Linked DNA regions of Mus musculus: region 2 is linked to region 1. A link is a loop called in an ENCODE intact Hi-C map of the cell type or tissue named here. Cell type or tissue: left cerebral cortex. All regions are shown on one strand. Each heading gives the region's core, and the rest is flanking DNA. Links, peaks and the distances in the headings are about the cores only. Region 1 holds the start of Mettl4 (methyltransferase like 4). Region 2 holds the start of Gm1976 (predicted gene 1976).

What was found. Hi-C counts contacts between places; a loop is a spot of excess contacts. Peaks named below come from ENCODE experiments on the same cell type or tissue, not always from the same donor. Only the 100,000 strongest peaks of a DNase experiment are listed, where the experiment ranks them.
Region 2: a loop joins it to region 1, with 5 times the contacts of the local background. A loop is called at or near these places in 8 of 42 quality-filtered maps.

The regions. Positions count from the first base shown.
Region 1 is chr17:94,740,308-94,756,841 of GRCm38, forward strand. It overlaps Mettl4 (methyltransferase like 4), which reads right to left and starts at 9,712. Exons shown (of 9, transcript NM_001357135.1): 1 at 9,079-9,712; 2 at 7,310-8,110; 3 at 3,625-3,687; 4 at 79-448. The coding sequence starts at 7,702. It also overlaps the pseudogene 2700099C18Rik. In left cerebral cortex, for the core only: a CTCF peak has its summit at 9,348; a DNase peak (open chromatin) is centred at 9,556; H3K4me3 peaks cover 1,614 bases; H3K27ac peaks cover 758 bases.
Region 2 is chr17:94,827,687-94,844,220 of GRCm38, forward strand. It overlaps Gm1976 (predicted gene 1976), which reads right to left and starts at 7,113. Exons shown (of 4, transcript NR_045964.1): 1 at 7,006-7,113. In left cerebral cortex, for the core only: no CTCF peak of the experiment used is centred there; DNase peaks (open chromatin) are centred at 6,865 and 7,136; H3K4me3 peaks cover 2,041 bases; H3K27ac peaks cover 1,447 bases.

The sequences.
Region 1 (16,534 bases), core at 4,969-12,968:
TGACATTCAAAGTTCATACTCTTTAACTTCTGAGACAACAGAAAAATTATCTTGTTCTAAAACACATTAACTACTTACAGTTAAGAAGTGGCTGCATACAAGAAATGTCAGACAAAAGAAAGCTGCTTTGTGGTGGCAGCAGGTATTTTTGTCCCATTAAAGTAATCATTTTGGAAAAGCTGGAGTTGTTTTCAATGATCTGTGAGGATAAATCCAGCTCTATAACAGACACATCATCTCCCATCAACTGTAGCGTTTGAAGCTCCATTTCATTTAAGGAAGGCAAATGTTTTGCCATCTCACATAACTCTGATAAATTGCAGGCATCAAGTGGTAAAGTGATGCATCCGCTACTTCCATCCTGTTTTTCAACAAGTGGGTAAAGAAAACCACTTCTGAGACCTTCTTGGATTAACTTCGAAGATCCATCCAAAATCAGCTCTCTGATCTGTTAAAAAAAAATATTTGAAGTGCATTAAAATGATATTAGTTTTAAAATCATTTTCCAGGGGCTAGAGAGATAGACTAGCTGTTTAAGAGTATTGGCTGCTATTGAAGAGAATCTGAGTCCAATTCCCAACTCCCACATAGTCGTGCACAACCACCTGTTAATCCAGTTTCAAGAGACCTGTCACCTCTCTGGTCTCCAAAGGCACCAGGCATATACATATAGTACGCAGACAAAATATCCATATACAAAAAATAAAATTTAATTTGATTTAAATTTATTTTTCAAATAATTAAATTTCTACTGTGCTTTGATTATCTTAATATATTCAAATCCACCTTTATTAAGTGTAGAGTGATTTTATAATATAATGAGACTATAAGACTACTGACAGCATACTTTTGAAGTCTACAGAATGAGGCACACTGCATAAACTCACTATTAAGTAGTGTGACAATCAGTATATGAAATGCTGAAACTTGGAGCCAAAAATGTTTTTTCCTTGCTTGAGTTGTTTCTGTCAGATATCTGGATATGGTGAGGAGAAAAATAACTACAACATATGCTCTGCACAGAAAAGTCTCACAACATTCTTGTAGGATATGGGGAACAAAGGGCACCTGTGAACATAAAGCAGAGCCACAGAGTTCTCTGTCCTGGCCCAGACACTCCATATCTTCTGCCACCATCTGTGAAACACCATGGTCAACTAACTCGTTCACTTCCTAAAATCTTATTCTTCACAGGAGTGCTGGGAACCACATCTCACATATCTCAGTATGGGAGAAATACTGACCATACCCATCTTTTAAAACCTACTGTTGGGACATCCAGGGAGTAAAAGGAATTCTGGGATAGAGCTAGGCGGGAGATCTGCCTGGGAAGATGTGAGCAGACAGACACTTGGTACCTGAGCACAGGGAACCAGCCACATAACATAATGTAGATTAAAATATATCATAAGTTATGACTCTAGTCTGAGAAGAGCCTAGCTATATGGCAAAGGTATATGTAAATATACTTTGAGGCTGAGTCTTATTTCTGGGCACGTGGGACTGGGAGGTAGAAGCAAGACCTAACATCAACATGAATGTCCCCCCCCTTCTACTTCCTGTGTATCTCTCTATCCATCCTCCTGACTTTCTCTTACACTCTATGGTATTTTCCTATGTTCACTCTTTGTCAAATGTTTGCTTGTTCCACCTCCTGACATATGGTTGACTTTATTTAATCCTGATAACAATAAACAGATAGCTCTTAGATTAAAAGTCTGTGCTAGGGCTAAGCCACACCACAATTAGAAACAGGTTTTCCAGTAAGCAGCACAGTCTCAGGACTCACCATGTGATCAAACATCCTGCAACACTACCCAGTAAGAGTAGAACAATTAACACAAAAACACAATTAACAACACAAAAATTGCACAGATACCAAAGTCCTCAATACTATACATAGGAGCACTGCATCCAGCAGTTACAGAACATACATCCTTTTTAACCCCACAGAGTACAATCTCCAAGATAATTCATATACTGGCCAACGAAACAACATTCTTTAAAGAACTAGAATTTATTTTTATACTCCAAATGACTTAAGTTGAAAATCAAGAAAGAAAGAAAAAAAAATACTAAGATCAACCACAAATGCAACTGAAATAGTTCTCTTCTAAATAATTCATGCAGGTCAAAGATGAAATCACAGGAGACATTAGAAAACATTTTTCTCAGCAGAGGCAGGTGGATTTTGAGTTCAAGGCCAGCCTGGTCTACAAAATGAGTTCCAGGACAGCCAGGGCTACACAGAGAAACCCTGTCTCGAAACACACACACACACACACACACACACACACACACAAAAAGAAAGAAAGAAAGAAAACATTTTTCTCACAATGGAAGTAAAAGTATAAAATGTCAAGATTCACAAAATTGTCACAACAAAATCACATTCATATCCATTAGGATGGCAATTTCAAAACAAAACAGAATGCTTTGGTGAAAACACTGGAACCTTTATGCACTGTTAGTGGCAGCTATAAAGAGCACAATGGTAGTTTCTGGGGGGAAAAAAATTCAATATATAATCTAACAATTCCATGACTTCTATAGTAACAATCTGAATATATCTGCCAAATGTTCAAACCAAGAGAAGAAAATTGGGGTAAAGGGGAACAAAATAACGCATGCTTTTTCTTATGCAGAGTGTAGATTTGATGATACATATATGCATATCGTTATTTAATTGTGTGTGTGTTTGTGTGTATGTATCATGAAAGAAGAAGGGGGACAACTTGGAGGGAGGAGGGGACTAGCAAGAAGAGTTAAAAAGGTGAAAGTTAGTGAAGGTGGAATATGAGCAATGACACATATGTATGAAATGTCATGATAAGTCATTTTCTAGGCTAACTAAAATAATTCAAAAAAATTCAACAACTCATCATGATACAAGGCACCAAATATGATCATGGGAACTGGCCCTCTGCAGACTGCCTCTACACAGCTTTCCATCTATTGCTATAGTATATTTACTCTGGTGTTTAATATTTTGGAAGTTTTCTTGTTATTTTCAGGGATTTTTTTTCCTACTGTAAATTGTCAGCATTCTTTTCATAATTCCCCACGTTATATATTTTATCCTCACATCATTTCCAATACTGAAAATACAAATTATGCAGACTTTTTAAAAGCTCTAGTTCAGTCTATGCAATCTTTAGCAGATCTGACTCTGCAAAAGCACATTACCCTGCTGACCTCATACATAAAAAAACCTTCGTTCCACTCTCCTGGCACTGGTCCCCTTCTTACCCCCAAATAACCTTCTGTTTTCCTGTCATATAAACAAATATACAGTTGGATAAGAGTCTACGCTCAACTGCTTGTTGTTAAATTCAACACATGAATGGAAACATGAAAAAGTAAGAACACTGATACGTCTTCCAAGAACTCAACCAACAACACAAGGTCACAGCCATCAACTACCTGAGCTGATAGAAGCATGTGTAGTGTTAATAAAACTGGCTTAACATGTTCATTACAAAGAAAAAAACAATAAAGCACTATCAAATTCTAACTCCGACCAAAACAAGTGCTTTATTTCTAAGATACTGTTGTATTTATTTGGGTCTTTTTTTAATGCTACTTCACACTAATCTTCCTGCATGATCAATATTTTTGTCCTACCTTTGTATGATACTCCATGGCATCCAATTCACCTTGATTGAAAGCAATGCATCTTTTACGCTTCTAAAGAGAGGGTGATGAGAATAAAAATAATGTTGTAGTCTATCACAAAACTGACATTTTGAAACCTGCTAGATTTTATTTTTTATACTACATTTTTAAATTTTGTATCTATTTTTTAAAGGTAAGAAGTTCCATTGAGATCAAAATCAATGCAAAGGGTACTAGTGCCCATGGAATAAGAACTGTGGTTCTTCATAAGCAGCTGCCATAATTACCCATCAGTTTATATGCATATGACATAATTACTCTCAACTTTTTTCATTTTTGACATGAACTATCTACAAGCTATCAAAGAAAATTTAGGGCTGTAGCAAAAGACCAATGGTTAAAAGCACTGCTCTTGTAAAAGACCCAGGTTTAGTTCCCAGTACCCACTTGGTGGCTCATGGCTATGATTCCAGGTGCACTGGATCTGAGGCCTTCTCCTGGCCTCTGCAGGCACTAGACATACACACGGTACACAGAGGTTCATACAGGTAAAATACTTATACACATTAATAAATCAAAAAACTAGAAAGAAAGAGAATGGAAGGGAGGGAGGGGAAGAGGGAGGGAGGAAGGAAAGAAGGAAGCAAGCAAGCAAGCAAGTAAGCAGGCAAGAAAGACATCTTAAAACCAAGTATGGCATCTCAAGGCTGCAATACCAGGAAATGAATGGTAGGGGCATGAAGGATAGGGGTTCAAGGTCATCCTTTGCTACACAGTGGATTTCAGAACAGCCTGGGCTACCTGGACCCTGTTCAAAAAAAGTACGGGGGGGAGCAAGGAAGGAAGGAAGGAAGGAAGGAAGGAAGGAAGGAAGGAAGGAAGGAAGGAAGGAAGGGGAGGAAAGACAGACAGATCCCAAGTATAGCTATAATCCCAGCAGCCAGGAGATAGGAAGGTCAAGTTCAAAACTAACATTAGCAACATTCAAAAGTGCCTCAGGAAAAAAATGTCAATTTTAACGTATTTTAACTAGTATTTAGAATGCTGGCAAGATGACACTTATCACCATATCCACCACTGTGCGAGAACAGAGCTCCTGAAAACTTTCCTCTGACCTGCAGGCACAAACCACTGCACAAGCGTACCTATACACACAATAAATAAATGAAAATGTTTAAAGTCCTTCAAAATTGATCTGAGGGTTACAGACAAGCCAGTGGTTACTAGCAATATTCTGCACCTGACTACACCACAAAACAGAGCATGAGAGCAGGAACATAGAGCTATAACTTCTTTTCATTGCTGATTGCTATTAACATAATATCAAATTCTCAACAGGCTAAAATACATGTTGACTAATTACATAAAAAGATGTTAAGATTAGGCTAGCTATGTAACTTCATTAGCATATCAGAAATGATCAATTTCATTATGATAGCATTAATTACATATGCTGATCTGTATCTTCCACATTAAAATGGGAAGTTTGTCAGGCATGGTGGCATGCACCTATCATCACAGCACTGCAGAGGCAGGGACGTGAGTTTAAAACAGCCTGGTCTACACAGTGAGTCCAAGACAGCCTGAACTATAGTCAGATGTCTCATTAAAAACAAACAAACAAAAAACCCAACCATGCTAAAGTCAAATGCTCGGTGGTCTGAATTAGTGACAGTGATACATCTGAGGTTTTCTTTTCTGTGCTTCACATGTAGATGAATCAATATATACTTGTTGAAAAGGAAAAACATGTCCAAAAAAAAAGAAAGGAAAGGAAGGAAGAAAAGAAAAGAAAAGAAAAGAAAAGAAAAGAAAAGAAAAGAAGAGAAGAGAAAACCATGCATTTCTGACTGCATTTCAGGTACCTCCAATAGCAAAAGAGGTTACTACAAGTAACTTCCTTACTCTAACTCTTAGTATTCTTCCCTAATTTTTTAACCAATTATAAGGTACAATAAAGGCCCTGTGCTTATCTTGCTTCATCGTTATGCACAAAAATTGATGGAAGGAGCTTGCACATTTGCTAAATGAACAATCATTCATTCCTATCCCTAACAAGACAATATCTACCTGGAGTTTGTATGATCACCTCTGGACTACTGGAACACACCCAAAAGATTAAAGCGTATACTGAAGGTTCTTGCTGCTGAGCCTGACAACTTCAGTTCAACCCCAGGGCCAATGGTCAACATGGTAGAAGGAAAGAAAAACTCTACTCCCACCATTTAATCCTGTACAATATACTCAAATTATCTATTTTTGGTAGGGGAGAAGAGATTGTTGTCTGCAGGGGGCGGGGGTTGTTGTTTGGGAGGGGTGTTTTGTTTTTTGGGAAAGAATCTCATATAGCCTAAGCTGACCATGAACTCACTGTGCAGCCAAGGGTGGCTTGTGCTCCTGTTCCTCCTGCTCGAATTACAACGGTGTACCATTGTATCAGACTCAAACTTCTGCAAAACTGCCCCAAAGTATATACTCAAACACAAGTACCTTATAAATATGTATATTCCATAGAAGCTTTCCTATTATCACTAGAAAACTTTACAAAAACACCCTTCTCTCAAGCTTTTATTATACAAGCCTATTCCCAAAACACAGGCCTTTAAAATTCCCTAAAATCCACTGAATAATTAGAAATTTTTTCATAGAAATTTTAAAAGCAAAAACAGGTGTAAAAACATTCAGTACTATTTACCACTCTTGCTGGCAGTGAGACCTAGGAGAATGAAGCGAACAGATGAGGTAGATTCATGTCTCATGCGATAGCCAAGTTTATCAGTTTATCAGAGTATAGGACAATTTATATTCTGGAGGTTAAGAAGAGTCATGTGAGTAACAGGTACAATCACAAAGGCAAGCCAAATGAGGTTGACAGGTAGGGTATGGTAAAAACATGATTTTCCATAAAGGCATATAAACAAGTAACAAAATCCAGTCGTGATGAATAAATTCACTTTTACATCCCAAGAACAATTTCATGATTTTGAAGAATCTGAAGTCACAAGACTCTTGCTTTCTTTCAGGTTTTCTCACAAACATTTAGAATATATTTATTTATTCATGCATTCATTGTGCATTGTGGGGAGGGGTGCATAGCCATGGCACCCAGGCAGAGAGAGGTTAGAGGACAACTTCTGGGAGGCAGCTCTCTCCTTCCACCAAGTGGGCCCTTGCGATCAAACTCAGACCATGAGTTTCAGCAGCAGGCACCTCTGTTCATCTGCTGGGCCACCTCTCCTGACCTCTATTTACTTTTTGAAACATGCAATGTGTTGTTCTAAAATAGTAGGATGTTAGAAAGTATAATTAAAGATGTCTGACAGCACCTGCTGAGAACCCCAGCACTTGGGAAGTGGAGACAGGAGGATAAGAAACCTGTGATCCTCAGCTAGGCAATGAGTTGGAGGGCAACCCACAACTGCTCTTGGACATGCTAACACCGTCTGCATTATTAACTCTTTTTTATACTTAGAAAATGGGAAGGTGGGGGTAGGGGGGCATAGGGAACTTTCGGGATAGCATTTGAAATGTAAAGGAAGTAAATACCTAATAAAAAAATTGGAAAAAAAAACTATAAAAAAATAAAAAAATCTTAGAACCTTTAAAAAAAAAGAAAATGGGAAGATGTTTGAGATACTTAATGAGATTTTTTGTTTCATGTTAAAAAAAAAAAAAGACAATTAAAACTTCCTACCTTCCCAACAGAAACAGAGACCTCTTGTTTATAGTCAGTCACTAGATTTTCGTTTTTGTTACTTTGTTGGCGCTCTTTGTGAACAGCTGGAACTATGTAAGGTTTGGTGACATTAAATAGCTCAGATCGGAAAACATATTTTTCGGTGATCACTTCACAACTTCCTTCATCGTCATTGCCCGACACAGTAGTGAAGTCAGGAGCAAAGCACATAGCAGGAGCTCCAAAAGGAGACCCGGGATCCAGCTGAAGAGAATCCATGTAGACAGAAGAAGTAGGGTTGTTTTTACTACAAAAAGACTCTTGATGCTGGCAAAGTTGATAGTTTACTTTGTTAATGAAAGAAAGATGATCCAGTAACCACCCAGGAGGCAAATGATGCACCACAGACATTCTCACAAAAAAACAAAAAACAAAAACAAAAAACTGATAATCAAGAATCAGAACTAGGACTGGGAGTATAGCTCAGTATGGGGGTCCTGGGTTGATACCAATGTTGTAATTAAGTTCTTAATGTCCTGTATATCAACGATGTACTTTGTACACACAAGAAGGTTTTATATTTAAACATACAAGGTGAGTGTGTACATATCACCTCTAAGGAAAAATGCGATACTTTAAGTGTCTTTTAATTTCAGAATTGGTCATTCAAAATTTTCAGCCAATGTAGTCAAAGACGCTTCTTAGTTTGATTCTCCTTTCTTCGGGTGTCCTCTGTGGTCCTGTTTTGGTCCTCGAATCAAGGCACGAGTCCACATGGTCCAAGTATTCAAGTCACTAAATCCTTAAAAGGTGAGTGTCCTGTCAAGTCAAAGGATAGTAATTACCTATAAGAATTTACCCTTTTTTAAATGATATAAATCTATTTAGAGAGGGCCACAGAAAGTAACGGAAAAAGAGCTGTTGTGTTTTCAAACTACTATTGCCACAGAAGTCACTCCATTACTCAGATCCCTGCCCTACCTAATCGTTATCAGTTGTAGAGCAATAGGATTAAAAGACTGCTCCAGCCAAACCAAGTGCAGTATGAATAGTAATCAGAAGTTCACAACTAGTTTGCTAGGTCAGAACATCAAGATTTATAATGTTTGAGCCACACTCCAGTAACTAGGTTTCTCAGAACTTCTTTATCTTTACTTAAAATATGTTTTACATTTCTGGATATAGCTTTATTATAATGTTGTAGAAACCTTAAGAGAGCACCGAATAAAAAATAAATTAAAGGCTCGTATAGCATTTATAGTCAAATTTCTTATGCAACTGACTGTAGTGTTTGTTTTTTAAAGACAGGATGTCACTAGGTTGCCCTGGTGTATGCCAGGTCCCTCAAACTGGCCTCAAATTCAAGACTCTCTCGGGTGTGGACACTGCCCCACATACAAACTAAATTACTTGATTTCACTGAGCCTCAAAATTATCTTTTTGGTTTTTGGAGTTGTTTGCATGTGTGTGTTTTGTTTGGGGTGGTTTTTCTTTGGTTTGTTTGGTTTGTTGGTTGATTGTTTTGTTTTGAGATAGTGTCTACGCTGCTCTAGCTGTCCCAGAACTCACTATGTAAACCAGGCTGGCCTCAAACTCACAGAGATTCCCCCACCCCACCCCACCCCCCCCCACACACACCCACCCCTGCCTCCTGAGCGCAGAAATTAAAAGCGTGTACCACAACGCCCTACTAAAACGCTCGTTTTTATGTTCTAATGCCATTAGTTTGGAGAAGTAAATGAGATAATCCCCATGAATTGCTGCTCACAGAGTCTGAAATGTAATACCTTCTAATATATCTGCTGACTGCTATTTGGTAATGGAGATCTTCGTGATACCTGAGATTTTGGTTTCCCAGTCGAGACGTGATGTGAGGAGACACTGTGACTGCTAGGGAACCTCAAACTCTCAAAAAAAAAAAAAAAAATGCTTAGCTCAAAACTAGCTAATGGCACAATTGCGCTGAGACCCCGGAATCATCTACACTTTAGCCCAGGGACAGGCCACCACCGTGCGGGAACTGGCAACGCCTGCTTGTAGTTCCGACCCTGGGCGGCGGTAGTCCACAGCACTTGAGGCAGCCTGACGATAAATATCCCTCAGGCTCTTCCGCCGCCACTCTCGACAGCCTCTCCTACCGTCAGGAAACGTCACGCCGCCTCCCAGGCTCGCCACGTGGAAACAACACTCATCTAAAACAGGTCCTGGCCTCCATCCTTTCGGAAACAAACCCTCGCTTTCTAGTTCCAGGACACGGCCATATTGCTGTACGGAACTCGACTCCAGGAGGGCTCGGGCCGCTCCGCCCGACAGCACTACTCGTCCTAGACGCCAGCTTCCCGGATAGGATGGAACTCCCTTCAGGTCGCCGACACCGACGATGACCTGGGAGGAGCCCGGAGCGCGTTGAGCCGCCGATGCGGACACTTCCGGCGACGAGGGCGGGCGCTGAGCGTTTGCGCATGCATACTCGCCGTCGCAATCCTGACGTCAGCGCGGGCGGAAACTTTAAAATTGAAACCGCCGTGGGTTGACCAAGGCGGACGCTCTGGTTTTGGCGGCTGTGTTTTCGTGTGCAGTGGTGTCGTTTACTGAAAACTGGGCGCTGGGTCTCGTTGAGAAGCTGAGCGAAAGGTAACTGCTGAGCTGGGATCAGCTCTGACTGTGTTAAAATGGTCCGCGGCGCTGGAGCTGACTGTTGAGAGGAAGCTGGGGTGGGGATCTGCCCGGCTCTGCAACGTTTGTAGCGGGAGGAGATGATGCTAACAGGTGGGGACTGACAGGGGGAAAGCTGTTTGGTGTGCTGTGTTCCCGTCCTGATGCTGCATCTTAAAGCCTGCTACGGAAAAGGACTGGGAACCAGTGAAATCATGAGAGTAAAATTAGGTGGAATGCAAGCCACCAAAACAAGGAGGGGTGTGGCTCAATGCTCTGCCTAGCGTGCTGAAGGGTTTGCCTCTCCACCCCTAGCTCAAGACAAAACAACAACAATAAAATGCGGTCTAACCCTCAATGGAAGCTAGGGCCGAGTGCATAGCGTCTGATGCTGCAGAGATGGAGACACGATCCAACATAGACATTATTTTGATACTTGTTTTAAAAGTGGGAGCAGCCTGTGTTGTGAACCGGATTGTTTATCTTTGTTGAAAGGTGTTGCAGTAAATCTCCAACCCAAATAAGCCCAGGCAATGAAAACACAACTTTATTAATATGAATACATGCTGTGCGCCTACATTGGTCAGATCTACCACTACAGCAGGCCAGGTGCTTCTGCCCCACTTTCCTTCTTCTTCTCCTCAGTCGTGTTCGTTCGTGTTCTCTCTCTCTCTCTCTCTCCCCCTCCCTCCCCCCTTCTCCCTCTCTCTCCCTCCCTGCCCCCTCCCTCTCCTTTTCTCCCAAAACCTTCAGCTCCATCTTCCCCTCTTTTTACCGCCCAATCACCAGCTCTAGCCTTTATTTATAAATTAAGGTGGGAAGAAGGTTTACAGGTAATCACCCGAGTGCTGACTTATTCCTTGTTCCACGCCTCTCACAGGAGAACAGAATTAATGTCAAATACAATTAGCTATCTGCAACAGAAAGGGCGATTAGAACAAGAAAGACAGTAGTAGTATTAACTGAGAAACAGTGGGTTAATTGTAATCCAGGTGTAGTAAAGTAATAGAGTTTGTGCACTGTGTAGTTAGAGGCCGATTTTTATGCCCAGAAGTCTGGTTGTAATCCAGAGGTTGACTTGGTCAGCATCTCTGCTCTCAATGTTATGTAAAAAAAATCGTTTTTCATCTTTTCTGATTGGTTAATTAAGAGCTGAACAGCCAATTAGATGGGCAGAAGGCAAGAATTGTGCAGGAATCTGATCCCAGTCTCAGGTCCCAAAGAGACCAGAGAAGTAGTTGTGAAGAGACCATGTGGGTAGACCAGAGATGTCAGGAAGGGAACAGCCAGAAGAACATGTGCATGGACCAGGGTGAGCCAAGGCAAACCTCAGATTGCAGGTAAAGGACCATGTGTCTGGGCAGTAGGCAGCCATACAGAGTTAGAATAGCTCAGAGCCTGCCCAGCTTAGTGCCAGCAGTGTGTTAGTACAAATACCAGGTCTCTATGTTATTCACTCGGGAGCCAAAGCTGACTGAAATGTGTTAAAGAAACACCATGCCTTGCTTAATGAAGGCTCACCTGTAACAGATTATATAATCCGAGGCAGGCCACTTCAGGATTATCACCTGCTAGTTATTAGCTTGTCCCATTATGGATCCTGACAGTAGAAGAGACCCTCCTCCTACAGGTTGTCCTCTGTCCTCCATATCTCTGTCTCTGTCTCTGTGTCTGTATTTCTCTCACACACTTGCAGACACACTGCACACAGATTAAACATAACCTTTTTTTTAAGGGAGATAATTGCAGTATCTCTTTTTAGAGCAGTTCTAAGGATTGATAGATATAGATATTTACAGAATCTAATATTTCCTGAGTTTTCACAAAGGCCAGATGTTTTAAGTTCTTTGCATATGTTAACTTTTAATACTCCTGGACAATGTTTTTCACTAGAATAGTGGCAAGGGAGTAGAAGTACAAGAGCAGCTATGGGTCAGTAGACATGGGAGTGCTTAGGTCATTGAGCAGACTTCGAAGAAGCCCTGTGCACTGGAAACATACCTTCAAGGATAATGAATGGTGGTGGCACAAAGAAATTTAGTTTGGTTTGCTTTGACATTTGTGGTGCTGGGGATTGCGCACAGAGGACTGTGAGTGCTAAACAAACCACTGAGCTGTGTCCCCAGTCCCAGAGCACGGTTTGTTTCTACCTCTTTCTATGCCTGAAACAAACTCCTGTGACCTCATGTGTATGTTATGTATAGCCTTGAAATAATATGCACTTTTTAAAATATGCTTCTAGGACTAGCAGACATGAATCCAGTAATAGTCAACTTGGTATATTTTCCAATTCTGAAAAAATCAAGTACCCAAAACCACTTAATGGCAAAGCATTCATTCAGCAGTGTATTCGACAACTCTATGAGGTATTCAATAATTTAAATTGTCTGAATACAGCCAATATTTTTTCTAGTCCAAAACTTTCAATGCTTCATAAAGATGTTTGTAGTTTCTTACAGAAAACGGTTATGTATATAGTGTACCCATGAAGTCTCTGCAAGCTCCATCTATTAAAGACTTCCTAAAGAGCTTCGCCTTTCTTTATGGCTTTCTGTGCCCATCATATGAACTTCCTGATACAAAATGTGAAGAAGATGTCCCAAGAATTTTTAAAACACTTGGGTATGTTTTCCATTAGTCTAGAGACCTTACCAAGTCACAGAGAAGAAACAACTGAAGACTTGTGAATAGTTTGGATTAGTTTTAAGATGAGCAGTATTTGTAGAATAAATTGAAGAGAAAGGAAAATATACTGCAATATACCACTTTTGTTGTTCCTGTAGCAAAACACCACTGCTTGGTAACTCATAAAATGTAGGAGTCATTGAACTAAAGTGCTCAGTGGTTAAGAGTGCTGGCTGATCTCCCAGAGGATTCAGGTTAGGGTGTCACGTGGTGACTCACAATCATATATAACGATTCATCTTCTGGCCTCTACACACATATGTTACACATGCATTGCAGTCAAAACATCGATATTCACAAAATTACAAGTGTATAAGTACATATACATTTAGTAATATATATTGTAAGATACATATAGATATTAGTCTACCTGATACATAAAATCTGTGGGCTTGAAACACATGAGTGAGTGGCTTAACTCTTGGCAATGATGGTCAGGAAGCCCCAAAACATGGGTTCAGCATCTACTCACCCTCTAATGAGGAAGAGCTTTCTTGGTAGGTTGTGACATGCTAGAAGGTACTATATGGCAAGAAAGAACAAATGTATCAAAGAGATTACATTTCTAACAAGGTCACTCCTTCACTAGCCCATTAATACAGAAGTGGATTCATTCATGCGGGCTGTGACAGTCACCTCCCGAAGGTCTCATCTCTGTATCATTAAAATATAACTGGAGCCAGGCGTGGTGGCACACTCCTTTAATCCCAGCACTCGGGAGGCAGAGGCAGGCGGATTTCTGAGTTCGAGGCCAGCCTGGTCTACAAAGTGAGTTCCAGGATAGCCAGGGCTATACAGAGAAACCCTGTCTCGAAAAACAAAAAAAAAAAACAAAAAAAAAAAAAAAAAAAAATTTAAAATATAACTGGAGGGCTGGTGAGATGGCTCAGTGGGTAAGAGCACCCGACTGCTCTTCCGAAGGTCCGGAGTTCAAATCCCAGCAACCACATGGTGGCTCACAACCATCTGTAACAAGATCTGACGCCCTCTTCTGGAGTGTCTGAAGACAGCTACAGTGTACTTACATATAATAAATAAATAAATCTTTAAAAAAAAATAAAAAATAAAATAAAATATAACTGGAGACTAATTTTCCAACATGAATTCTGCAGAATCATTCAGACCATAGCAGTACAATATTACAGAACTTTGGGGAATAGATCATAAGACTCAAACAATAAGGAATATGAAGTATAGCCTGGTATGGTCATGCAAGCCTTTCAAGGCAGGTAGATCTCTGAGTTCGAGGCTATCCTGGTCTTCATGGTGAATATTAGGCTAGCCAAAGCTTCCGGGTGAGATTCTGTCACAAAAAAACATGACTTAGGGGCAGCCTGGTTACCACAGTTTGTAGTAACAAAACCGTAACAGTAAGGTCTTGATGGTAAAAACAGTGACACCATCTTAATCTGGTTTTCTGATACTTGGGTAAAACACAGAACATAGCAAATTGGGTTTATGTGGTTCACATATTCCTGTTACATCGGTCACTAAGTAAAGTGAGAGAAGTAACTCACGCAGGAACCATGGAGGAAAACTACTTACTGGCTTGTTCTCTGTGGTTTGCTCAGTTTGCTTTTTCCTACAACCTAGCACCACCTGCCCAAGAGCGGTACTACCCACAGTGGACTAAGCCCTCTCCCATCAGTCATCAGTTAAGAAAGTACTCCACAGACATGCCCATGGCCCAATCTAATGGAGGCAATTCCTTTACTGACATTCCATCTTTCCAAATAACTCTAGTTTATGTCCTATTGACAAAACTAAGCAGCACAGAGATAAAGTTTAAAGCATTTTATATACACACACACACAAATATACACACACAGACCAAATATGGCACCATACACCTGTGATCCCAACACTTGGGGAAACTGAGGAAGAAGAACTATGGACTATAGAGTGAAACCATCTCCAAAAACAAAAAAGGAAGAAGAAACATCAAGGAGGAAACTAGATTTAGTGACAGATAATCACAAATGTGTAATAGAAGTACACTGAATTTAAGAATATAAGAGTATTTAAGGAGATGGCTACTATTCTTGGTTATTAAACACTGCAATGTAAGGAATTGTAAGTGCAAAGTAATCTGTGGAATTGAATAAATTCACAAAATCCTAGATGAGTAAACTCACCAGAAAAGACTCAAATATCTTCACTACAAGCTAGGACTATGCCAGTGTATGTACGGCTTTAAAATGTAACTTCTAGTGTAGCTGGTATGTTTCCTAATGTGATGGCACCTTTTTTTTTTCTTCCTGGTTTCTCATAGATATCCCTTCACACTGTCCAAGAGCCCCATGTATACAGTGGGAGCCCCTCACACGTGGCCTTACATCGAGGCTGCCTTGGTGTGACTGCATCAAGGTATTTACCCGATGGTTCTTATGTTAGCTTTAGAGATTTGGGGTTTGTTCTTTTCTTTTCTTTTCCTCACAAAGGTTTTCAATTCCTCTCACCAATCATATTTTGCAACTTGTCTGAAAATCTGCTTCAATTTTCAAATTGCATTTGATTTGAAGTTCTGTAAACCGTTAGCATGATAAGAGAGGTAGGCAAGGACTCCTCTTCCTCCTGCCTTAGCCTCCTGAGTACTAATATTACAGACAAGCACATTCTTACCTATTTCAAATTTAAACAACTACAGTGCTTCTAAAATTTCATATTGTAAAGTTCAATCTGAAGTTCACATTTGTGGCTAAAGTTGGAAGTTTAAGAGCTGGGTGTGGTGACTCCTGGCATTTGGGAGGCAAAGGCAGGCTGATCTCTGAGTTTGGGGTTAGAATGGTCTACATACAGAGTTCTAGGGTAGCCAGAGTGACATAGACCCTGCCTCCCCAAAAAGGGGAAGAAAAGAATAAAATTTATATTTGAATGTATGAATATTCACTTAATTCATTTGAACATCTAAATTGAGTTCATATAAGAGAATGAATTGATTTACCATGTATGTGGCTGTTCTGTTTTGCATTCTTGGAGTTACGTTAGAATGTGTATGTAGTGCCAACAAGTTGGCTCAGCAGGTAGAGGCACGTATTGCCAAGCATGATGGTGTGAGGTGTGAGTTCAGTCTGCAGAGCCCACTTGGTGAAAGGAGTGCATGAACTCCCACAAGGTGTCCTGTGGTCTCCACAATCGTGGTGTATTATACGCACACACACATCTGTGTACACACACAAACACATACATACATACACACATTCACACACACCCACACATAAATAAATGTAGCAATATGTATGTATGCTCAGTGTATTAGTAACAGCACAAGCATCTGCATATTTCCCTCTATGGAGCAGAACTAAACACAGAACCCATTCTTTCTAAATCTCAGTGTATTTAGTTATTAAAATATTAAGGGTCATATTTAAGACTTGAGTATAATCTCTTTTTTAGAACTCCAAGTTGTATGATTAAATGCTTCTAGAAAATACTGAGTGAATTTTGCAAATCATCAACTCAGCCAACTTAATGTGTTGTTTGTATATTAATTAGATTCATACTGCCATGAAAGAAAGCTCACCTTTATTTGATGATGGGCAGCTCTGGGGAGAAGAAACTGAAGATGGAATTAAACACAATAAGGTATATTGTATGTTACCATAAATGATATAGAAAGAGGTTGCTTTGATATTTAACTAAAAATTATCCTTCTATAGAACTTTTCCTTTGCTTTCTAATAGATTTCTGTGTTTGTTTTTCTTTTTATACATACTTTATTCACTTTATTTTTTCTTGGATAAATACTCTTATCAAGTAGCCATAGCCAGAGCCTGGGTCTTCTGAACAGAGGTTCTGCTCTGGTGTGGGTTTTCACAAGATGGTCAGTGAATTCCTGATAAGAAGACTTGGTGAGTACAGTCTCTTTCCAGAGGTCGGGGGTCAGGTAGCTCTAGGTTTTGG
Region 2 (16,534 bases), core at 2,959-10,958, 85 kb after region 1:
GCTGAAACTCTCATGCTCATCTGCCAAATGAGAGTGCATTAAAGATTAAAATCAGATGGGAGAAAGAATTGGGCAGATTGACAGTGCCTAAGTAATGGATATAGCACTGACTATGAGAGTATAATCCTTTATAAGTGTATAATCCTTTAACCATTGCTATCGTCTTCATTCATTCACCTCAGTGTCCTCCTGAGGCACCCAGCTTGTCATCTACTAATGAGAAGTTAGGTTATTTTATAATTTAGGCCACCATGAATCTAAATGCAACAAGCAGGAGAAGTCTGATACTTCTTTAAATTAATTTCAAGTGCCTGGAAAATATGATGAGGAGATTTCTGGGATCCATTGCAATTCTGTCATTTTATGAGAACTTTGTATACTGTACTCACATATAAACATGGGATAATAAGAATGCATAGTGAACATGGTTTCCTGGTTGTTTGTGGTAGCTAATGATGTTATATGAATGTAAATCTGTGCAATTTTACCTCAAGTATATCACATATCCACCTACCTAACACCATGCATACCTTTCCTAGGTATGCATACCTCTGCATCTCAGAAACTCCTTTTGTACCCTGAAATTGAATTTCCTTGAATCATGCCAAGGTACATAGTGTTAGTGGAAAGGTAAAAAGATTCTGATCAAGTATTACCAAAGGATGATCCCCATCACCTCCTTTATACCACTTTCAAAACTATTTATAAAAGTTGTCACACAAAAATGAATGAGAAATTAATTCAAAACTCCTAGAAACTAGACTTTCAATTTTCCAATCTGTCTTCTACTGTACACCAAAAGCAATGCTTGTGTGTGCACACTGGAAAGTGATATTATAAGCACCAGGTCTTTCCACTACCAGGACTTCAGTGTCTTCCTGTCACATCTCATCTCATCCCATCCCCCTTTTCACCCACTCATCCAGGAAATACACACTCAGGTAAGGTAAGAGGCCACAGGCCTCTGCCCAAGCCACCACATGGACCAACTGAACCACAGTCCCACCCACAGGCCATCTCAGTTCAAGCAGATAAGACTCAGCAAACATGCTCTTCCTGGTCTGGAGTGCCCCCCATACTCATCATGACATGGCTCATGGTCTCCCTCACTGCTCTCTACACCTACATCAGGACAATCCTTGAAAGAACCTGAAAGCTACCTCCCACTGGTGCTCCTGATTGCTAGGCCTGCCCAAAGTCCCTCATTAGCTTAGACAACCAAGCTAGGCCTCAGGACAGAGAGATCTACTAGGGGATCAGAAATCAAATGACTCAGACAGCTGAGGCCTTCCTAGTTCTGCCCTTCCACCCTAGGGACAGACAAAGCCCTACTCTGGGAAATCTGAATTTTAGTAGAACTTTCCAGTCTCCCAGAGGACTTCCTGTTACTCTCCCAAGACACAGGGTCCTTTGTATGTACATTCCATTACATATTCAATATCCAGTGGAGCCATCTCTACACCTCATAGCTGGGAAGTCCTAGAGCCAAACTTCTGTCAAATCAAACAGTAACAACAATTAAAGCAAAATGTGGCCATTAATTTGAAAGCAAGAAGTAGTCAATGGGAGGAGAGTGAAAAGAAAGGAAAAGGAAAAGACATGGCTTCTCCTAGTTATGGTGTAGGAGAAATTTTATTATTGATAAAAGGGAGAGTATAGCAAGACATGGGGACATCTGGGAAATTTCAGAGTGGGGATGACCCAAGCTAAGCAAGCAGAGAAAAGAGGGTACAGGGTAGAGGGTGAACCAGATCAAGAGGTCAGTGTTTTAGACAAGGGACTGAGGAATACATTTTACATATCAAAGCAGACCTGGCCTCCAGGTTTTCCCAGCACCCGTCAGTCCCTATCTGGCATAACCTGCCCCCAATTTTGAACTTTCCAGCCCAGAGGTTGGGCTGCCTTCTCTCAGAGGCTCTTTCCTATATGATCCAGACATTGTGGTCTCCTCTTGCTCTTTCCCTTCCCTTCTCTCTGTGCACACACAACCTAATGTCTTTCTTTTCCCTCTCAGGCCACCCCTCCCAAAGTGACTTCCCCAATAAACCTACATTTAATCTAATCTAATCTAATCTAATCTAATCTAATCTGGATTCAACTGGCTTATTTCAAAGGCAGAGAAATAACCTAACATCCTTGAAGAAATAACCTATCAGTCAGGAGGGTAAATTATAGATAAAAAAAGACTAGCTAACAAAATGGTTGGGTTACATAAGGAAGGGCAGCTGAGAGACAGACAGACCAACCCCTGGCCTAGAGGGCAGTTCTACCAGGCACACCTTGTAACAGGAAGGAACTGAGGAATGTCAGAGAAAACTGACAGTCACATCTGCTTTGATCTGTTAGATAGGCACCTCAGTCATTTGTCCCAGGGTTTGAGACTTAGCAGTAGAAAAAAATGAGAAGGTTCAAATGATTAATTATAATTCTCAAAAATTATTTAAAATATTTGAACAGGCTTTATGGTCCAATATTGTTCAGAGACTAGACATATGTATTAGAGCACACCAAATATTATTCATACCTTTTCTCTCAGGTTGTGCACTTTCAGACAAAAATATAACAATCTTTTTTTTTTAAGATTTATTTATTTATTATATGTAAGTACACTGTAGCTGTCTTCAGACACTCCAGAAGAGGGAGTCAGATCTTGTTACGGATGGTTGTGAGCCACCATGTGGATACTGGGATTTGAACTCCAGACCTTCAGAAGAGCAGTCGGTGCTCTTACCAAATGAGCCATCTCACCAGCCCTAACAATCTTGATATGCACAGTGACACCAGTTTATACAGATCTTCTGTGTTGGTTGAACTAGTATAACTACAGAAATTTGGCTTCTAGGAATAAATTCAGTTCCATATCCATATTCTTGAAGTTCCCAAAATGGCCAGTTTTTACTTTTACTGATCATTTAAAATTGATTACCTGAGTACTCAGTGCTAAAGCCAACTACTGTCAAAACAGGAAAACTCCCACTTTCTTTCCTCCACACCCTTTCTGTGCTGTGACTTCACCAGCTTTAAAGCTGGTCGATGAATTCAATTGTTACACGGGTCCCTCTTTATCTATAATTCTCACAAAAAAGCCATGGAGGATAGAGGACTATCATTCACTAATGCCTTTTCCTTTACACTGAGCAATAGGGCCCAGCCTGAAAGGTGTATGACTCTCCTGAAGGCACAGTGCAGCAGATCAGGATTAGGTCTTCAAAGCAAATCTTAACTACATATAATGACCAAAGTCTCAGCTACAGAATACACTGCTCTAAACAGAAACAAAGCCTCTGAGCAAAAGGAATGAAATTCTTAATGATGAGGAAACTTTGGAGAATAGAAACAAACAAGAGATTATAGCTGTGATACTTAAAGAAAATGAAATTCAAAAAGTAATACCAACAATTAACTTTTTAAATATATTTGAAAAAACACATAGGTATACTAACTTTGAAAAAGAGCAGACATACCTGGTAGAGAGAATGGCACTAATAAGACAGTGTGTGACCTTGTCCCTATGTGCAATGTTACTGCTGACAAACACAGCACAGCCAATGGTTTATGTCTCAAATTTCTGAGCTGACTTAACTGTATCAGAGAGCATTCCACATACCTCCACAGGACAACATTGGTAATTCAATATTCACTGGCTCAAGTTAACATACCCAAATTATTCACCCCTGCAATCTGCTCTGTTTTTTTCACATACATGAATACATGCTAGGAAATTACACAATCACTCATCCTGCTTGTATCAGATCTTTCTTCATAATGGTGCCCCCTGCAGCTGACTCCCTTAAACTTTAATCTGTGATGTAGCTATTGCCTATCCTATTTCACTGTGCAGTACACACAGTTCCTCATGTTCTGGTCTGAAGGCAGAAGCCATGCTTCACATGAACATCCTTTTCCTGTTGCTGCAATGGGCAGTTCACTACATGACTCCAATGGGTGATTTTAAAACTCTCTTGGGGTACAGCCTTTTAACTAAAGAATTTAGGAAATTTAATCAAGAGGCAAGCAAGGTCATTTCCATGGGGAGCAACAGACTGGCAGCAAGGTGACCTGAGTCAACAAAGCTTTTTTTGGAAACATCTTTCTAAAAGGCTGAAGATACAGTTGTCTTAGACTTAACATGCCTTCCCAGGGAGAAATCACTCTATACAAAATTAAAAATTACTTTTAAAAAAATCTCTATAATGACAGCACAAACTCAGCTCTGTCTAATGCTCTTCTAGGATCAGGCTTCATGTTATAGTTTGGACAGTTTAAATAGGGACAGGAGACTGCAAGTCTAGCCAATGAGGTAGATGGGAGATTTTTTATAGCAAAGATATTCCAGAAAATATTTCTTAAGTACACTAGTGCCCTAATACAAAGGTTGATTCTTTAGTGACAGGGGACTAAGTCCAAGGTCCCAGAGGATGAAAAAGCCAAAAAGTAGAAGGTAGAATGTATAAAAGTGTGCTGAAGAGATGGCTTTGCGGTTAAGAGTGCCAACTGCTCTCCCAGAGGTCCTGAGTTCAATTCCCAGCAACCACATGGTGGCTCACAACTATCTGTAATGGGATCTAATGCCCTCTTCTGGTGTGTCTGAAGAGAGCAATCATTCATATATGTATATATATGTCTTTAAAAAAGAAAAAAAGAATGAATAAAAGTTGTGATAGGAAGGTCTTGCAGAAGCCATGTCTTGTGCTAAGTAAAGCTCTTAAGAATAGCATCCTGTATACTACTTACAGAGGGAAGATGGAAATAAATGGGAGACTTCTAAGAAGCTGCACAAGGTTACTCCTTATCTCAAGAACATTATTCCTGGGCAGTGGTGGTGCAGGCCTTTAATCCCAGTACTTGGGAGGCAGAGGCAGGCGAATTTCTGAGTTCAAGGCCAGCCTGGTCTACAGAGTGAGTTCCAGGACAGCCATGGCTACACAGAAACCCTGTCTCAAAAAACAAGAAAAACAAGGAAAAAAAAAAAAAAAAAGAACATTACTGACCAAGCCTACAGTGGCCTTACTACTAATAACCACAGCCCCACATGGCAGAAAGAGTTGGGTTCTGAGGATATAAATTGTCATGAAGGCCTTGGCCCCAGACCATTACGAGCTTTCCCAAGGATATTCCTGGCTTTAGAAAAGGAGCTCTATTTTATTCTCAATACATTGTAGCCATAGCAAAAGCTCCCAAGGGCTAGGCCCCAGTCCATTATTGGCTCTGCCAAGTATGTTCCTGGGTTTGAGAAGGAGTTATGTCATTCTTTATTCATGAGGGCTTTAGGGAAAGACTTACTTGATAAGGCTAACCCTCCATACAACAGTGTTTCTCTCTCTCTCTCTCTCTCTCTCTCTCAATTTCTTTTTAATTGTTTTATTTATTTACATTCCAAACATTGCACACTATCTGATCCCCCCTCTCAGGATGCTTTACCTATTCCCCCTTCCCTTTGCCTTTGAGACCATGCTCAATCACCCCATCTCCACTCCTCTCATCCACTCACCCACCACCGCCTCACCTTCCCCATTCTCCTTCCCTGGGGCATCATGTCTCTACAAGATTAGGTGTATAGTCTCCCACTCAGTACAGGCAATGCAGTCCTCTGCTACATTTGTTCCTGGGACCATGGGCCAGCCCATGTATGCTCTTTGGTTGATGGCTTAGTCTTTGTGAGCCACGAGGGATCTGGGTTACTTGATTCCCCTAACTCTTCCATAGGGGTCCCTGAGTGGAGTTATTGGTTGGCTGTAAGTATCTGCATCTGTCTCAGTTGCTGATAGAGCCTCTCAGAGGACAGCCATGCTCGGCTCCTGTCTGCAAGCACATAGGTGTTTTTCCTTCTCAAATGGATGTCAACCAGTGTAGTCTTTCCCGTGTGGCAGAACTATGCTTTTCTCAATTAGAAAATGGGGATTTCAGGCACACCAGTCCTTAATGTTGGTTGTGACTCTAATGACGGATTGAGCAGTTTGTTACAGACCTGCTTTTTGCTATGAGCATGTACCAAGTGGCTGGTTGTACATCACAGTTGTCTCCTTTGTTATGGTTTGGAGCCAGATGTTTAGACAAACCTGGTGAGCAAACATGTGAATCCTAGCATCCTAGTCTCTAACCGGCCTGCTTAGCATACTAATCTGTGAGGTGTTTTTGACGCAGTCCTCCATCAGCTAAATGCTACTTACTGTCACTATTTCCTAAGCTTGGTAAGTCCTTTACATCATCAATTCTACTCTTCTACATCTCAGCTTAATATGGGAGTGCTACCCAACACATGCGATGCTTTTTAACAGCTCTACAAAATTAACTACAAATGGATCTTACACCTAATAGATAAATGGTAAGGGCAAAACTTATAGAAGATTCAAGAGAAACTAGGACTCTCCAAGTTTGGCATCCTGCCTGTGATATTTCTACAAGCAAGCCCCTAGTCCAAATGTTTTGAGCAGATTCCGCCCTGATACTGATGTTATTCAGAGTTCACCGCCTGTTTTAGCAAGTGAGGAGCATCACAAAGGACCGCACAGGTGGCCACATCTGGTTATATCTGGCTGATGCTTTCCATCCAGCCCCAGAGAGGACCCACCACCTCAGCTCGCACTGCTCAGCCACCTGCCCCTACCCATTATAGACAGTAACCCTGCGCTTACCATGTTTCAAAAACGGAGCTTACTTGAGGTCCCCTCAAAGCACCCAACAGCAGCGCTCAAAGCAGGATATTTAGAATCATTCAAGCCCGCACAGCCAAAACAAACTTCCAGCAAGGCATCGGAAGAACTCATGCAGGGGAGCCTTGATTGGCCAGTGAGCCTTACCCCTCCTCTAGGTTAAAGTGTGTTTCCCGTCCCGGGTCAGACCTTTTACAGATCCCGGAGTGGTTTGCATTCCGGTAGCATTTGTGCCTGTCCACCAAAAGCCTCATCTATCTCTCGTCCCATGCAGCCCTGGAGGAGGACCCACCGTTGCAGCTCCGGCCATCCGCCTGCTCCTCCCCTTTGTGGACAGTGATCTCACACTCACCATGTCTCAACTTCGGAGCTTGCTTGAGGTCCCTTCACAGCACGCAAGCAGGACGAAAAGAACCATTCAAGCCTGCACAGCCGAAACAAACGTGCAGCAAGCCACCCGGAAGAACCCTCCTCATTGTCTGACTGGCAGGTCCGCCCGGGGACCTTGATTGGCCAGTGAGTCTTACCCCGCCTCAAGGTTAAATAGAGCTTCCAGTTCTGGGTCAGACCTTTTCCAGATCTCAGGTCTGACTTGCACTCCAGTAGCATTTGTGCCTATCCTCCAAGCCGTGGGAGAGGACACACCATTTCAGCTCAGGCTCTTCAGCCGCCTGCTCTTCCCCTTTGTGGGCAGTGGTCCTGCACTCACCATGACCTCCTTCGTAGCTTGCTTGAGCTTTCTTCACAGCACTTCCCCTTCTTCAAGGTGGATAGCCTGTTACTGAACTTGGAGTGGAGGTATCAATCTGGCCCACCGGTGGAAGGATGCCCAGGATATTAACATTAAAGAGGATTTTAGGAAACAAGAGTTTTGTTTTGTGGCTTCATGCTGGGCTCAGGAAAACTGCAGCTCCTTTTCACCAAAAAGGTATGAAACAACCTTGGGAAAAAAACAGGAAACAGATGACAAACTGTAGAGCACTATTGTTAGCCAGCACATCTTCCTCAATGGCAAGGTGGAGAAAAACCACAGTTGTCTTAGTACAGAAAAATGACCTCATCTCATAGGATGAATTTCTCTATGTATGTAGAAAGGGGATTTAACAGAATGACTCACAGACAGTGGTCCTCCTAGTCCAATAATGGCTGAGCAGATTCATTGCCAAGGGAAACTAGAAAAATCAAGGACTTGTTCAGTTCACGTTGCTTGATATCTCAGCGGATCTTGAGTACTTCCCAGAATTCTGAAGAAATAAGTATTACTAATGCCAGTTTCAAAACAAAACAAAACAAATGAATGAATGAATAAACAAAACACCTTGCTAAAAAATGTAGGGAAGGAAGAAGACAATTTGAAAGAACCTCCCTGTTTAATATCCAGTAAAGCCTCATTAAAAACAAATAAATCAATACAAAGGCTGAAAGATCAAGCACAGGTCTTGTGTCTTCTAAATTAAACAACAACCATCTTCATACCTTCAGCTTCATTGAATTAAAATAACCACAGCAGGACTTTTTAAATGTTACTAAATCTAAAAACAAAAAAAAAAAAAAACCACCCAGGACATGTCTGGTCAGTACTTTTTTTTTTTTTAATTAGGTATTTTCCTCATTTACATTTTCAATGCTATCCCAAAGGTCCCCCATACCCACCCCCCCAATCCCCTACCCACCCACTCCCCCTTTTTGGCCCTGGCGTTCCCCTGTACTGGGGTGGCCAGTACTTTTAAAAGGTAGAAGGGGGATAACTACTTATGAGAAGTTGTCTCCATACATACTGAGTAAGGCATTTTTTTTAAGATTTATTTTTTTATGTCTATGAATACACTGTTGCTGTCTTCAGACACACCAGAAGAGGGTGTTGGATTTTATTACAGATGGTTTCGAGCCACTCTGTGCTTACTGGGAATTGAACTCAGGTGCTCTGGAAGAGCAGTCCGTGCTCTTAACCGCTGAGCCATCTCTCCAGCCCGAGTAAGGCATTTTAATGTGACTGATTGTAGGATATCCACAGTCTCATAAGAAACACCTTGTCAATTTTGTAAAAGTAAACCAAATAATTTCACTGGCATCTTTGGTTGAACTATGATAATTTTGAAATGTGGTGCCATTGAGAAGTTAGAAAGAGGGGATAAACATTGCTTATTCCCCACCCCTAAATAAATGTTCTCATAGTAGATTATGAATTTATTTGTTAAACGTATTGTGTTATGGTATTAACAAATATAAAATGTTAGAATGATCGAAAGACAGAAATAGTTTTAATAAAGAAGGATTTATGTATAGATTAGGATGGAAATTTCAAAAAATAAAACAAAACAAAACAAAACCCTACAAAGCCATTGGAAGTTCTAAAGGAATAAGTGAGGTATTTAAGGCACTTAGAGTATGACACATGGGAAATACAAATGGGATTAAAGTCTCTGTCTTCAGATCAACATTTATGACAAACTGCCTGTAATCTAAGTCTAATTCTATCCTCTGTCCAGTCTACATTGAGGAGAGTCAAAATATAGGGATGAGTCCCTCAAAGCTTCAAAAGGAAGTCACAGTCAGTCCAAGCAAGGGTATCGAGTAATGTTCACTAAGAGGGAAAATAGTACAAAGAAAAGCTTGAAGATACAAAGATTATTTAGAAGCCTAAGTGATAACTTAGGCATGAAATTTCAATAGGCCTAACAGAACATAAACTGAAATTGATTTTCCTAAATATGGAATATGATCCCCTTTAAAATGCAGTGTGTCTATTTAGCAATTGAAGGGACAACAGTCCTCAAAAATTATGTTTAATCATATGAGATGTTATTTAGATAATAAATTCTTACTCCAGATTTCCTTTGTCATAAATGGATGTATCGCAAAATCCCATATAAAAGACAAGAATGTGGGTTACGGGCTGGTGAGATGGCTCAGTGGTTAAGAGCACTGACTGCTCTTCTGAAGGTCCTGAATTCAAATCCCAGCAATCACATGGTGGCTCACAACCACCCATAATGAGATCTGACACCTTCTTCTGGTGCATCTGAAGACAGCTACAGTATACTTATGTATAATAATAAATAAATCTGGCCAGGCAGTGGTGGCACACGCCTTTAATCCCAGCACTTGGGAGGCAGAGGCAGGCGGAGTTCAAGGCCAGCCTGGTCTACAGAGTGAGTTCGAGGACAGCCAGGGCTACACAGAGAAACCCTGTCTCAGAAAAAAAGAAGAAGAAGGAGAGGAGGAGGAGGAGGAGGAGGAGGAGGAGGAGGAGGAGGAGGAGGAGGAGGAGGAGGAGGAGGAGGAGGAGGAGGAGGAGGAGGAGGAGGAGGAGGAGGAGGAGAAGAAGAAGAAGAAGAAGAAGAAGAAGAAGAAGAAGAAGAAGAAGAAGAAGAAGAAGAAGAAGAAGAAGAGGAGGAGAAAAAAATAATGAATAAATCTTGGGGCAAAAGCAAGCAGGGACCGAGCGAGCAAGGCCAACTGGAGTGAGCAGAGGTCCTAAATTCAATTCCCAACAACCACAGGAAGGCTCACAACCATCTATACAGCTACAGTGTACTCATATATATATAATAAATAAATAAATCTTTAAAAAAAAAAAGAATGAGGGTTACTTCAGCACGGCAGGGCCTATATACAGCTGAGGAAAACTGAACAATCTTATTAAATACTGAGGCCAAATCTAAAAGCTATATACCAAATATAGAATACCATTTCATTATCAAAGAGTACTTCTCACTAATAGATTGTGTCCTTCGGTACACTAATCATACATGCTCCCTGATTTAAAAGTGATGCAGGATATTCTGTCATCAAACTTAACAGATTGTACAATTATTCAGGTATCCTATATCATGTACTTGGACTTCAAAAGCCCCTGGTATGTGTTCTTCTTTAAGGGTTCTAAGGTAGCAAACAGCTGATTCAAGGTATATCTTTTTTTGAAGGGCTCTGGAATATAGTCCAATTCATAATAGAAGAACATTTCACCATACTGAACATAACTCATATTAATAATGATGCTAAAAACATTTTCTCAAAATTTAACTCTTCATATATCACACAATGTTGTAATGAGGAGAGACAGTGGTTGAATATTAACTTATACTGATTGGTTCAAAATTCCTCAAGTGTTTCCAGCACACTACTGTCCTTACAAGGCCCCCAAAAAAACCAGTCTTCTAACACCCAACACAAACATTGACATTGGTTTTTAAATTATATTCTGTCCTATTCTCTTCCTATAATAAGTGTAATACTGCCCTAATTATGTTCTTAACTACATCCTGAATAGAAATTATAATAGTCCTAACAGTCTGACTTCTGTGTATATTATAGCCACACACACAACACACTCCTACTATAAATGCCAACTTCAAATGACTATTTTATTTTCAGAATCTTTGTATTTAGTTAGTTATATTTTGGTTCCTTAGAAGCATTTGTCTCTGAGGTATCATGATTGTTGCTCTTTCTAGATCACCAGTTTCATCAGTTTACAAATGTAGGATGATCCATTGTACAAACACCAAAAAGTACAGATATGCCCTTGCAGGGGACTATATTACCAGTTTACTCATCATTCATCTTGCCATAGCATCATCAGCTCTGGATTCATGGAAAGACAGGAAGATTTGTGAGAAATGTGAAGAACTGGAAAGACCAAATATAGGAGTGTAAGACACATTGCCATACAGCCATTTCTTCAAATTAGGTAAGGATGAAAGCTCAGGTATTTGTGGTGGCCATGCAAACCAGAGGACATAAATTCCATAAAAAGGACCCTTTGATCAATGGAATAGAACTGAAGACCCAGAAATGAACCATCACACCTTGGTCACTTGATCTTTGACAAAAGATCTAAAAACATCCAGTGGACAAAAGACAGCATTTCCAACAAATGGTGCTGGTTCAACTGGAGGTCAGCGTGTGGAAGACTGCAAATCGATCCATTCTTATCTCCTTGTATGAAGCTCAAGTCCAGGTGGATCAAAGACCTCCACATAAAACCAGATAACACTGAAACTAATAGAAGAGAAATGGGGAAGAGCCTTGAACTCATGGGCACAGGGGAAATGTCCTGAACAATGGCTTATGCTCTAAGATCAACAATAGACAAACAGGTCCTCATAAAATTGCAAAGCTTCTGTATGACAAAGGACAGTGTCAATAGACCAAAATGGCAACCAACAGATTGGAAAAAGATCTTTACCAATCCTATATCTGACTGAGGGCTAATATCCAATATATACAAAGAACTCTAGAAGTTGAACTTCAGAGAATCAAATAACCCTAATAAAAATGGAGTACAAAAAAATGGAGTACAGTCAACATGTGTTGTCACCTAAGCTTTTGATCTTACTTACTCTGATTGGTGTAAGGTGGAATCTCGGGGTTGTTTTGATTTGGATTTCTCTGATCATGAAGGACTTTGAACATTTCTTTAGGTGCTTCTCAGTCATTTGAGATTCCTCTTTTCTGAGTTCTCAGTTTAGTTCTATACCTCATTTTTTATTGGTTTTGGTTTTTTGTTGTTGTTGGGTTTTTTTTTTTTTTGGTGGTTAGCTTTCTGAGTTCTTTATATATTTTGGATATTAACCCTCTAATGGATGTGGGGTTATTGAAGTTTTTTTTTCCCAATCTGTATGTTGCTGATTTGTCTTATTGACTATATCCTTTGCCTTACAGAAGCTTTCCAGTTTCATGAGGTCCCATTTATCAATTCTTTTTTTTTTTAAACTTTATTAGGTATTTTTCTTTATTTACATTTTAAATGCGATCCCGCATTTAATGTTCCCTATACCCTCCCCCTGCCCTGCTCCCCCACCCACCCACTCCCACTTCTTGGCCCTGGTGTTCCCTTGTACTGGGGCATACAAAGTTTGTAAGACCTAGGGGCCTCTTTTCCCAATGATGGCCGACTAGGCCATCTTCTGCTACATATGCAGCTAGAGACATGCGCTCTGGGGGTACTAGTTAGTTCATATTGTTGTTCCACCTATAGGGTTGCAGACTCCTTCAGCTCCTTGGGTACTTTCTCTAGCTCCTCCATTGGGAGCCCTGTGTTCCATCCTATAGATGACTGTGAGCATCCACTTCTGTATTTGCCAGGCACTGGCATAGCCTCACAGGAGACAGCTGTATCAGGGTCCCTTCAGCAAAATCTTGCTGGCATATGCAATAATGTCTGGGATTGGTGACTGATTATGGGATGGACCCCCGGGTGGGGTAGTCTCTGGATAGTCCATCCTTTCATCTTAGCTCCAAACTTTGTCTCTTTAACTCCTTCCATGGGTATTTTGTTCCCTATTCTAAGGAGGAAGGAAGTATCCATACACTGGTCTTCCTTCTTCCTGATTTTCTTGTGTTTTGCAAATTGTATCTTGGGTATTCTAAGTTTCTGGGCTAATATCCACTTATCAGTGAGTGCATATCTAGTGACTTCTTTTGTGATTGGGTTACCTCACTAAGGATGATATCCTCCAGATCCATCCATTTGCCGAAGACTTTCATAAAATTCATTCTTTTTAATAGCTGAGTAGTACTCCATCGTGTAAATGTACCACATTTTCTGTATCCATTCCTCTGTTGAAGGACATCTGGATTCTTTCCAGCTTCTGGCTATTATAAATAAGGCTGCTATGAACATTGTGGAGCATGTGTCCTTACTACCAGTTGGAACATCTTCTGGGTATACACCAAGGAGAGGTATGGCTGGATTTTCTGGTAGTGCTACGTCCAGTTTTCTAAGTAACCTTCAGACTGACTTCCAGAGTGGTTGTAAAAGCTTGCAATCCCACCAGCAACGGAGGAGTGTTCCTCTTTCTCCACATCCTTGCCAGAATCTGCTGTCACCTGAATTTTTGATCTTAGCCATTCTGACTGGTGTGAGGTGGAATCTCAAGGTTGTTTTGATTTGCATTTCCCTGATGATTAAGGATGTTGAACATTTTTTCAGGTGCTTCTCAGCCATTCAGTATTCCTCAGTTTAGAATTCTTTGTTTAGCTCTGTACCCCGTTTTTTAATTGGGGTTATTTGAATTTCTGGAGTCTAGCTTCTTGAGCTCTTTGTATATATTGGATACTAGTCCCCTATCAGATTTAGGACTGGTAAAAATCCTTTTCCAATCTGTTGGTGGCCTTTTTGTCTTATTGACAGTGTCTTTTGCCTTACAAAAGCTTTGCAATTTTATGAGGTCCCATTTGTCAATCCTTGATCTTACAGCACAAGCCATTGCTGTTCTGTTTAGGAATGTTTCCCCTGTGCCCATATCTTCAAGGATTTTACCCACTTTCTCCTCTATAAATTTCAGTATCTCTGGTTGTATGTGGAGGTCTTCGATCCACTTAGACTTGAGCTTTGTACAGGGAGTTAACAATGGATCAATTCGCATTCTTCTACATGATAACCGCCAGTTGTGCCAGTACCATTTGTTGAAAATGCTGTCATTTTTCTACTGGATGGTTTTAGCTCCTGTAGTGGCTATTCCTGGTTGTCAACTTGACAATATTTGGAATGAACTACAATCCGGAATTGGAAGGCTCACCAGTGACCCTTATCTGGAGGCTTGGAGATCCTTATCTGGATCTTGGTTCGAAGATCTTGAGCCATAGTGGCTATGGATCCCAGAAGATTGAATCTCCGAGTTTAAGGAACACACCTTTAATCTGGGCTACACCTTCTGCTGGAGACAATATAAGGACATTGGAAGAAAGGAGTCTAGCTCTTGCTCTTGCTCCTTCGCCTGCTTGCTGCGTGAGACTGAGTAACTGCTAGATCCTTGGACTTCCATTCACAGCTGTGACTGAACCATTGTTGGGAATTGGGCTGCCGACTGTAAGTCATCAATAAATTCCTTTACTATCTAGAGACTATCCATAGTTCTGTGACTCTAGAGAACCCTGACTAATACAGCTCCCTTGTCAAAGATCAAGTGACCATAGGTGTGTGGATTCATTTCTGGGTCTTCAATTCTATTCCATTGAGCTACCTGTCTGTTGCTGTACTAGTACCATGCAGTTTTTATCACAATTGCTCTGTAGTACAGCTTAATGTCAGGCATGGCGATTCCACCAGAGGTTCTTTTATTGTTGAGAATAGTTTTTGCTATCCTAGATTTTTTATTATCCAGATGAATTTGCAAATTGCCCTTTCTAACTCAGTGAAGAACTGAGTTGGAATTTTGATGGGGATTGCATTGAATCTGTAGATTGCTTTTAGCAGGATAGCCATTTGGACTATATTAATCCTGCCAATCCATGAGCATGGGAGATCTTTCCATCTTCTGAGATCTTCAATTTCTTTCTTCAGAAACTTGAAGTTATTATCATACAGATCTTTCACTTCCTTAGTTAGAGTCACACCAAGGTATTTTATATTTTTTGTGACTATTGTGTAGGGTGTTGTTTCCCTAATTTCTTTCTCAGCCCATTTATCCTTGGTGTAGAGAAAGGCCAGTGATATGTTTGAGTTAACTTTATATCCAGCTACTGCACTGAAGCTGTTGTTTATCAGGTTTAAGAGTTCTGTGGTGGAACTTTTAGGGTCACTTATATATACTATCATATCAAAATAGTGATATTTGCACAAGTGATTTTTCACTTCTTCCTTTCCAATTTGTATCCCCTTGATCTCCTTTTGTTGTTGAATTGTTCTGGCTAGGATTTCAAGTACTATATTGAATAGGTAGGCAGAAAGTGGGCAGCCTTGTCTAGTCCCTGATTTTACTGGGATTGCTTCGAGTTTCTCTCCATTTAGTTTGATGTTGGCTACTAGTTTTCTGTATATTGCTTTTATCATGTTTAGGTGTGGGCCTTGAATTCCTGATCTTTCCAAGACTTTTATCATGAAGGGTTGTTGGATTTTGTCAAATGCTTTCTCAGCATCTAACGAGATGATCATGTGGTTTTTGTCTTTGAGTTTGTTTATATAGTGGATTATGTTGATGGATTTCCGTATATTAAACCATCACTACATCCCTGGGGTGAAGCCTACTTGGTCATGATGGATGATCGTTTTGATGCATTCTTGGATTCAGTTTGCAAGGATTTTATTGAGTATTTTTGCATCGATATTCATAAGGGAAATTGGTCTGGAGTTCTCTTTCTCTGTTGGATCTTTGTGTGGTTTAGGTATCAGAGTAATTGTGGCTTCATAGAATGAACTGGGTAGAGTACCTTCTGTTTCTATTTTGTAGAATAGTTTGAGGAGAGTTGGAATTAGGTGTTCTTTGAAGGTCTGATAGAACTCTGCACTAAACACATCTGGGCGTTGGCCTTTTTTGGTTGGGAGACTATTGACTGCTTCTATTTCTTTAGGAGAAATGGAACTGTTTAGATCGTTAATCTGATCCTGCTTTAACTTTGGTACCTGGTATCTATCTAGGAAGTTGTCCATTTCATCCAGTTTTTTCAGTTTTGTTGAGTATAGCCTTTTGTAGTAGGATCTGATGATGTTTTGGATTTCCTCAGGTTCTGTTGTTATATCTCCTTTTTCATTTCTGATTTTGTTAATTAGGATAGTGTCCCTGTGCCCTCTAGTTAGTCTGGCTAAGGGTTTATCTATCTTGTTGATTTTCTCAAAGAACCAGCTCCTGGTTTAGTTGATTCTTTGAATAGTTCTTTTTGTTTCCACTTGGTTGATTTCAGCCCTGAGTTTGATTATTTCCTGCCATCTACTCCTCTTGCGTGAATTTGCTTCCTTTAGTTCTAGAGCTTCTAAGTGTGCTGTCAGTCTGCTAGTGTATGCTCTCTCTAGTTTCTTTTTGGAGGCACTCGGGTCTATGAGTTTTCTTCTTAGGACGGCCTTCATTGTGTCCCATAAGTTTGGGTATGTTGTGGCTTCATTTTCATTAAACTCTAAAAAGTCTTTAATTTCTTTCTTTATTTCATCCTTGACCAAG